2 separate regions of the Homo sapiens genome follow, and region 1 is linked to region 2. The links are chromatin contacts, found by POLR2A ChIA-PET in ENCODE. All regions are on one chromosome and are shown on one strand. The core of a region is the stretch at or near the end of the contact, and the rest is flanking DNA. Distances in the headings are between cores, read along the strand shown.

What was found. ChIA-PET counts read pairs that join two places held with the same protein, here RNA polymerase II (POLR2A).
Region 1: POLR2A ChIA-PET joins it to region 2 with 12 read pairs in PC-3. The contact joins the promoter of PTCD3 here to the enhancer-like site in region 2. POLR2A ChIA-PET finds 5 or more read pairs at or near these places in 2 of 52 experiments (BJ and PC-3).

The regions. Positions count from the first base shown.
Region 1 is chr2:86,103,400-86,108,159 of GRCh38, forward strand. PTCD3 (pentatricopeptide repeat domain 3) reads left to right here and starts at 2,836. Exons shown (of 24, transcript NM_017952.6): 1 at 2,836-2,952. The coding sequence starts at 2,849. It overlaps POLR1A (RNA polymerase I subunit A), which reads right to left and starts at 2,487. Exons shown (of 34, transcript NM_015425.6): 1 at 2,301-2,487. The coding sequence starts at 2,377. RefSeq lists enhancers at 2,007-2,096, 2,297-2,506, 2,887-3,146.
Region 2 is chr2:85,292,472-85,297,082 of GRCh38, forward strand. All of the region lies in intron 4 of TCF7L1 (transcription factor 7 like 1), which reads left to right. Among named protein-coding and RNA genes, the nearest start is that of TGOLN2, 33 kb to the right of the region's middle. RefSeq lists an enhancer at 1,908-2,579. Within about 2 kb of position 2,225, at least 3 of the 41 ENCODE cell types and tissues checked have a DNase peak (open chromatin) inside an H3K27ac peak, as active enhancers do; they include PC-3, where a contact is called at or near this core.

The DNA.
Region 1 (4,760 bases), core at 1,586-4,085, 810 kb after region 2:
TGACCCCTCCAGGCCATTTGTAAAGACTTGGTTTTTACTCTGAGTGAGATGGGAAGCTATTAGAACCTGGCACAATAAAAGGTGGCAGTATTATTGAAATGTCTCAACTCTAAACTTGTTTGAAAACTCCACAATTATCTTTTTAAAAATTCAGGCAACTTAAAACACTTCTGCTTTTGGATGAAATCGTATCCACTTATGGCAGTGATGATATAATTGGAATTTCTGGGCTAGCACACTGTTACCAATGATACCAGAGCTGTGGCTCAGGAGTTTATTCATCCATTTATTCAGACTTGAGGATAAAAGACAAGAGTGACACATATAAGAAGCTCAAGGATAGTGGAGGAAGACAAATATACATAAGCACAAAAAGTCACTAAAGCACCATGACAGACAACTGTATCATGTGCAAAATGACCTCACAAAACAAGGGAGGTGAACTGAGCTTTCAGGTGTGTATGTTGGGTAGGGGACAGAGGGAAGTACCTCCTTTTGGCTGAAAGGACACTGCATGCAGAGGGAATAGCTTAAAGAAAGGCCCAGATGTTGAAATATGATGGCGGTTTCTGGAATATGCAGGTGGTTTAATAGGGCTGAAGAAGGGATGATGTTATAGCTAAAATCAGCATTGGTCTGATCATGGGAGACTTTGCAGGCTATGCTAAGAAAATATACTTTATCTGAGGGAAATGGAGAACATTTGGAGGGTTTTAAGGGTGACAGTAGCATGACTACATTTGCACTTTGCAAGAATAATTTTGACAGCAGTGTGGAGCATGCACTTGAGAGGTGTAAGGGGAGGGTGGAAGGAAAAGACAATTCAAATATGAGATAAGGGCCAGAGGCAACACAGTAGCAATTGGGAGAAAAAGGAGACTAAGAACAAATAGACATGTAGGTGACACAAAGTAAGAGCCCAATAAATAAGTTATATGTCAGGAGAGATCTAGAATAATTTTCCAGTTTCTAGTGACTATTTTGCACTACGTACACCATTTTGGAGGGGTAAGTAACCCCTCCCTTTGAAGAGGGATGCCGTGTTGAGTTTTTTTTTTTTTTTTTTTGAGACAGAGTATTGCTCTGTCGCCAGGCTGGAGTGCAGTGGCACAATCTCGGCTCACTGCAACCTCCGCCTCCTGGGTTCAAGCGATTCTCCTGCCTCAGCCTCCCGAGTAACTGGGACTACAGGTGCCCGCCACCACGCCCAGCTAATTTTTGTATTTTTAGTAGAGACGGGGTTTCACCATGTTGGCCAGGGATGGTCTCGATCTCCCGACCTCGTGATCCGCCGGCCTCGGCCTCCCAAAGTGCTGGGATTACAGGCGTGAGCCACCGTGCCCGGCCATGTTGAGTTTCTGATATGCATTTAGGCCATGTTGAGTTTTTGATATGCATTTAAGATCTCTGTGTGAAATTCAATTAAAGATGTACAGACAGCTGAACAAATGGGTCTGAAAATCAGGGAAATAAATTTGCGTTGGGGATTTAAATTTGAGACTATAAATCATGAAAGTGGTGAGATTGTCTAGGGACAATATTTACCATGAAGAAAACATTACTAGAATAGAATCTTGAAGAACATCAACATTTAAGGAGTAAAATGAGGTACAGACCTTGCTCACCAATGTGTCATTAACGCCTAGCTTGGTGCCTGGAAAAAACTGGATGCTCAATAAATGTTTGTGAGGTTATAGATCGATAGAGGAAGAGAGGGAGGTAGAAGTATTTGTCATAAAAATAGGAGAACTTGAAGACAAATAAGGTTCTGGAAGAAAGGAAAGTTTCAAGAGAGTGCATTGGAGAATGTCAAATGCTACCTTGATCAAAATGAAGACTAAAGAGAGTTCCCTTGATTTAACAACCAGACCGAGAATATAGCAGGGTCCTAGCAAAGAGAAGTTAACGCCTGAACTGACACTTGAAGGACAATCATTTTACAAACAAGAGGAAACTTACTACGTGCCTAATTAACCATGTCAGGTACACTATGGTTAATTCCACAAATGCTTGTTAGTTAACGAGGAGACTGGCAGATGATAACGCTGCAGACCAGGACCCTCCCCACCCTTATATTCCCCTACCTCAGCGCAAACTCTTTCCCCCAGCACCACCGGCCTCTTATCCAGGCAGTCCACGCCGGCCCAGGAACGTTCCCAGAACTACGGCTCCCAGCAGGACAAGCGCCAGACAAGCCTGGACTCAAGAGGATAGACTGGGCAAAAGCGCTTCTGGGAATCGTAGTTTAGGGCGCCGACCTCAAGATCCAGGCTGGGCACGCTACCCGACCAACTCCTTACTTGAGCTCTTCAGCCGAATACATCCCGAAGGAAATGCCCTGCAGCCGCCGCCAGGGCATGTTCTTGGAGATCAACATCCTCCAGGTCCGTTTTGAATTCCGACACCCCAAGAGACGTTCCACTCACCACCTGACTATTCTTAATTCAACCTCAAGCCCGGAGTCACCACGCGATTCAACGTGCGCTTGCGCGCGGAAGCGGTCGCAGGAACGACATTTACGTGGATGAGATCACTTCTACATGGGGGGGGAACAAATAGTTGTACGACTCTCTGCTCGCTCTTTTGTTTTGAAAACAATCAAAGATATATAAGACATCAAAATAATCATTTAGGAAAATTCCTCCGAGGCAAATCGGGTGTATAGAGCTTTTAGCTTCCGTGACGAAGTCTTTCAAACCATGAGCTTGCAACCTCCCATTTTATGATTGCTTTCGTCTTCTTCCGCTTCAGCCAATAGCGGAGCTGTTCCCTGCTCCCCGCCCACTGCGCCCCACCTTCCTGAAGGTCGAGGCACGCTTTCCCAACATGCTCTGCAGAGAAATCAAAGATGGCGGTTGTATCTGCTGTTCGCTGGCTGGGCCTCCGCAGCAGGCTTGGCCAGCCGCTGACGGGTCGGCGGGCGGGTTTGTGTGAACAGGCACGCAGCTGCAGGTAAGAGACGCTTAGGGTATCCGCGAAGAAGACCGCGGAGTCACCTTAGTCCTATGTTTCCCAGCTGGCTGTGGAAGTAGGCACGATGAAATGGTTTGCTCATGCGCGCCCTTAACGGTCGCGTGCCCTTAAGACCAGGTACGCGGAGGTGGCCCTTTGAAATAGGATTCGCAACGCATTTATTCATTAGAGAAATACTTATTGGTTGCTTGCAATATTCTGTAGTTAACACCATCCGCAAAGCTAGGACCCTGCTCTCATGAAGCTTGCGTTCCAGTGAGTGTGGCTATTAGCAACACTACCCCAAATTAAAAATTATCCGCCATTACTCATTTTAACCCAATCAGGAGGAGCGAGGAGAACGTACAAGATCTTCCCAAATAAAAGGCAGTCTCTGGTCGCCACCGTGGGGACTTTGGCTAAAGAAGTTATCAGGTTTTCGTAAAAGCAGAAAAGTCTAAAAGATCTGACTATGCCCTTTTGATCTGTGATAGTTATAGCTTGGAACATGTATGACCTATCTGTGTAATTTTTTTTTCACTCAGTACAAACAGTGGCATTGTGGGAATATGAGAGGCAGTAATTTGTAGTGAAAACTTGCTAAAAGCCTAATTTTAGGTTTAGTGTTTGCCATTCACTTAATTGGATGATAATAGACAGATTTCCTCATCTGCAGACTAGAGTTGGTAATAACCATCCGAAAAGTTTGTGAGGTATAAGTGGGGTATGTAATTTACAATATGTTTTTATATGTACTCTCCCTTAGTTCCCCTCAAGAAAGAGAAACCACTCCATCTGATACTGCAGAAACCTTTGTGCTGCCATTCAATGCCAGTCCTCCGTTTCCTGGTAGCCATCGTTAGCATTTTTCTACTCATTTTCTTTGCCTGAAGCAGAATCTCTTCCTCAGCATCCGTTCTCAAAATAACTGTGATCTCTGTTTTAAGGTCATGAGAAACAAATAGTGTGACTTGAAAGAGTTGATCTCAGAAACTTGAAAGAGTTGATCTCTTTCTGAAATGTCCTTAACGTAGAGGGGTATTCTTGTTTTAAATGATACCTGAAACCAGATACTACTGGAGGAAGTATCTGTCTGTGCAATCACATCTTGACAATTTTCTGAATGTTACTGATGCCATTTAGTAAGGGGAAACACAAGATAATACTAACCGTCACATTATCTGTGGTGTGTTGACTGTGTTTTTAGTGTGATCAGAACACTTAAACAGAACACTTAAAAACTCAGTCATGGGCCAATGATTCTATATTTTGGTTTAAAAAGGATTTCATATTGAACCTCTGAAAATAGAAAATATCAGCAATTCCAAGTCTAAATCAGGCCTTATGTATTTGGTACATTCTTGATTGTTGAAAGAAGTGGAATGAGAAGCCATGGGTCATCTTCCCTATGTTGTAATTGCTTTAAGTGAGGTAGTCCTTTCTGATCAGGGCAGTATCTGTATAGAAGCAAGAGCTCACTGAATTGTTCTTTTAAACATCATAGTGTTTTGGGTTCCTGAAGTTGAAAGTTCTTCATTTCAAACCAGATTGTTCAAGTGCTATTAAAAACTTTCCTCCCTCTCTGCCATTTATGTAATGAGATTGCTTGCTTCCAAAACTTTTGTCTAGCCGGGCATGGTGGCATATGCCTGTAGTCCTAGTTACTCAGGAGGCTGAAGCAGGAGGGTCACTTGAGCCCAGGAGTTCAAGGGTTCAGTGAGCTATAATTGCACTACTTCACTAAAGGCTAGGCAATGGAGCAAGACCCTGTCTCTAAAAAAAAAAAAAAAAAAGTTTTGACAGTCTTG
Region 2 (4,611 bases), core at 975-3,474:
AAAAACAATCCCACATGGCAGGTTTTGGGTGTGGTATCATTCTTTATACTTTTCTGTATTTCTCAAAAAATATTTTTGTAGACTTTATGTCTTAAGTTAGCTATTTCTCTCTTTTTGTTTTTTAAGACAGGGTCTTGCTCTGTCACCCAGGCTGGAGTGCAGTGGCACAATCTTGGCTCACTTCAACCTCCACCTCCTGGGCTCAAGTGATCCTCCCACCTCAGCCTCCCAAGTAGCTGGAACCACAGGTGTGCACCATCATGCCCAGCTAATTTTTTGTATTTCTTATAGAGACGGGGTTTCGGCATGTTTGCCAGGCTGGTCTCAAACTCCTGGGCTCACCCAATCTGGCTGCCTTAGCCTCCCAAAGTGCTGGGAATACAGGCATGAGCCACCACACCCAGCCCAAGTCAACTATTTCTTTCATAATGCTGTGTAACAAACAATTCAGTGGCTTACATTAGTAAACATTTCTTTTTCCACTGATGGACCTGTGGGTCACTTGGAGTGGCTGTTTTAGCTTGTTAAGGGGGAGGTTCAGGTCTTCTCCACATGGCTCTTATCCCAGGACCAGTGGCTATCCAGGTCATGTCCTTCTCATGGCATGTGGCAGATACAAAAGAAGGGAAGCAGATTGAAAGCTTCCTTTCACTTCATTTCATGTCCACTAATATTCCATTGGTCAGAGCAAGTCATAAGGTGATATGGTGTGGATCTGTATCCCCACCCAAATCTTGTGTCTAACTGTAATCCCCAATGTTAGAGGTAGGGCCTGGTGGAAGGTGACTGAATCACGGGAGTGGTCCTTCATGAATGGTTTAGCACCATCTCCTGGTGCCATTCTTGTGATGGCGAGCAAGTTTTTATAAGATCTGGTCATTTAAAAGTGTGCAGGACCTCCCCCCACTCTTTCTGTCTTGTTCCTCCTCCACCAAGTAAGATGCGCCTGCTTCCCTTCACCTTTCTCCATGATTAAAAGTTTCCTGAGGCCTCCCCAGGAGCCGAGCAGGTGCCAGCATCATGCTTTCTGTACAGCCTGCTTAACTGTGAGCCAATTAAACCTCTTTTCTTTATAAATTACCCAGTCTCAGGTATTTCTTTATAGCAATGCAAGAACAGACTAATACGTAGGGGCAAGTCTAATACTGATGGGGCAAGGGAAGGAAAGAGAATTATAAATAAATAGTAAAAGCAAACACATGGCTACATCCTGACCTATTGATCTTGTTTAGCATTTGAGATTCAAGAATGTAGAACATACTCTAAACAGAAATAAATTATTGCAAGTGTTAACAGTCTCGTGTCCAAGTACTTCCTGTCAGAGTTTAGCATCTTCAGTAGGATCAAAATTAGAATTTCTCTTGGTTGTCGTCTTCTCAGTATTAGAAGGACCCTACCAATACTGTTTAGACACTGGCAGCATCTTCCTTATCATCCGGTTGGTGGGTCTCTTGAGCAGGCATCGGAGTCATCTGGGGAACTTGTTAAAACAAAGATTGCTGAACCCCACCCCTAGAGTTTCTGATGGAATTTAGGTGTGGCCTGAACACTGGGATTTTTTTTTTTTTTTTTTTTTTTTTTTTGAGATGGGGTCTCCCTCTGTCGCCCAGGCTGGAGTGCAGTGGCACGATCTTGGCTCACTGCAAGCTCCACTTCCCGGATTCACGCCATTCGCCTGCCTCAGCCTCCTGAGTAGCTGGGACTACAGGCACCCGCCACCACGCCCGGCTAATTTTTTGTGTTTTTAGTAAAGACGGGGTTTCACCATGTTAGCCAGGACAGTCTCGATCTCCTGACCTTGTGACGTGCCCGCCTCGGCCTCCCAAAGTGCTGGGATTACAGGCGTGAGCCACCACGCCTGGCCGAGCATTGGGAATTTTAAAAGCTCTCTGGATGATTTCAACTCTGGGTGAATCACACTTTGCAGAGTTTGATTCAGTGGGTCGCGGTAGGTCGAGCCTGAGAATTTGCATTCTAACAAGTTTCCAGGTGATGCTTATGCTGCTGGTCTGGGGACTGAGCTTTGAGAACCACTGGCATAGGGACATTGTCTGCACTAGTAATGGTAAACACCCAGTTTTAGCATTGCAAATTGGGTCACTCTCAGAAGCAAACTGGAGAGTTTCATGTCAAATTATTGATTGCTGAGCCAGTGCTGGATGCTCTCTGAAAGAACATCAATAGCTCTGCCCCAGCTTTGAGCTGAGAAACCTGACGCTGCTTAACATGCCAATTCTCAAAAATATTCATTGGAATTTCCCTTTTACAACTGTACATACAGCCAGGCACGGTGACTCACACCTGTAATCCCAGCACTTTGGGAATCTGAGGTGGGAGGATCACTTGAGCTCAGGAGTTCGGGACCAGCCTGGGCAACATAGTGCGACCTCACCTTTACTAAAAATAAAAAAAATTAGCCGGGCATGGTGGCACATACCTGCAGTCCCAGCTACTCGGGAGGCTGAGGTAGGAGGATTGCTTGAGCCCAGGAAGTTGAAGCTGCAGTGAGCCATGATCAGGCCACTGCACTCCAGCCTGGGTGACTGAGACCCTGTCTGAAAAAAAAAATTTTTTTAAATAAAATTCTACATAACTTCTCCATCTTCTTACCAGTATACCTGTGTAGATGCAGAAAACTCCAAAACCCATAGCATATCCTGTTGGTGCTCTGTACTACCCTCAATACTGATTGTAATTCTTAATACACAGTAATAACTTTTGTTTTGTTTTGCTTTGTTTTGTTTTTTGAGACGGAGTATTGCTCTTGTCACCCAGGCTGGAGTGCAATGACGCGATCTTGGCTCACCGCAACCTTTGCCTCCCAGGTTCAAGCGATTCTCCTGTCTCAGCCTCCCTAGTAGCTGGGATTACAGGCATGTGCCCGCATGCCCGGCTAATTTTGTATTTTTAGTAGAAACAGGGTTTCTCCATGTTGGTCAGGCTGGTCTCGAACTCCCGACCTCAGGTGATCTGCCCGCCTCGGCCTCCCAAAGTGCTGGGATTACAGGCATGAGCCACCGTGCCTGGCCACTTTTGGGTATTATTTTAACTCCCAGAAAAGTTTCAAGAATAATACAAGGAACTCCCATATAACCTTTATCCAGATTCACACATTTTTCCCCTGGGCTTTGTGCTTCTCTTTCTCTCTCTCTCTCTCTGTTTTTTCTTTTCTGAAAAGTTTGAGAGTAACTTGGAAACATTGTGACCCTTTACCCTTAAATATTTTAGCTATATTATCTAAGAACAAAGGCATTCTCTTAAATAATCACAGTACAGTCCTCAAAATGAAGAAAGTAACATTTACTTTTTTTTTTTTTTTTTTTTTTGAGACCGTCTCGTTCTGTCGCCCAGGCTGGAGTGCAGCGGCACGATCTCGGCTCACTGCAGCCTCCGCCTCCTGGGTTCAAGTGATTCTCCTGCCTCAGCCTCCTGAGTAGCTGGGATTACAGGTGCCCACCACCACGCCCAGCTAATTTTTGTATTTTTAGTTGACACAGGATTTCGCCATGTTGGCCAGGCTGGTCTCAAACTCCTGACCTCAAATGATCCACCTGCCTCGGCCTCCCAAAATGCTGGGACCATAGGCTTGAGCCATCATACCCAGCCAGTAACATTAACTTTTCATGTCATTATCTTACTCACAATATAGATTGAACTTTTGGCCGTGTCCCAATAATGTCCATGATAGCCCATGTGTTTCTCCTGGTCCCAGGTTCCACCTGGCATCATGGATTACATGTAGCCCTCATGTCTCTTTAGTTCCCTCGAATCCAGCAGAGGTCCTTAGCCTGTCTTTGTCTTTCTTGACCTTCACATTTTTTGAGAAGTACAGGCCAGCTGTTTTGTAGAATGTCCCTTAGTTTGGGTTTGTCTGATGTTTCGTCATGGTTAGATTCAGATTGTGCATTTTTGGCCAGAATGTCACTGCACTAAAGTTGCATCCTCGTTACCTCATTTCAGGAGGTAGCCCTACAGTCTGCCTTTGTCCCAGTATTAGTGATGTTAGCATCAACTGTTTGGATTAGGTGGTATCTGACAAACGTTTCCACCCTAGGGTAACAATTTTTCCCTTTGTAATTAATAAGTGTTTTGTAGGGAGAGGCTCCAAGGCTATGCCAATGCCCTATTTCTCATCAATTTTTCACCCACTAGTTTTAGCAGGCAGTGATGGTTTTCCACCTGCATCGTTCCTTCTGTTCATTTCTGCTGTTGAGCTTCAGCGTCTTTGAAATTCTTACTCATGTCTCCCAGCCCATTCGTCTTTGTATAGACTGGAGTTGACATTGTGGCAAGTCACATTTGTGCCATTTGTAACTGTGATGAGAAAGTCGCTGATAGATACAGAGAAAAAAAATTAAAAACCATTCTACAAATAGTGTTTCTAAAGAAGAGACCAAACTGAAGGAAAAGAGGCAATTAAGAAAGTTAAAATGGGCTCTAAAAACAAAAACTTGAATTTATGGATTGAAAGAGCTCCTTTGAATTCTATAAAACTCAATGAAAATTGACATTCACCTAGACATATCCTAAAAACAGTTCAAATTGCAAGGGTTTAGAAATGTTTTCCTTCAAGCACCCATGCAGAAGAGAAAAAAAGGCAAATGCCAAAGG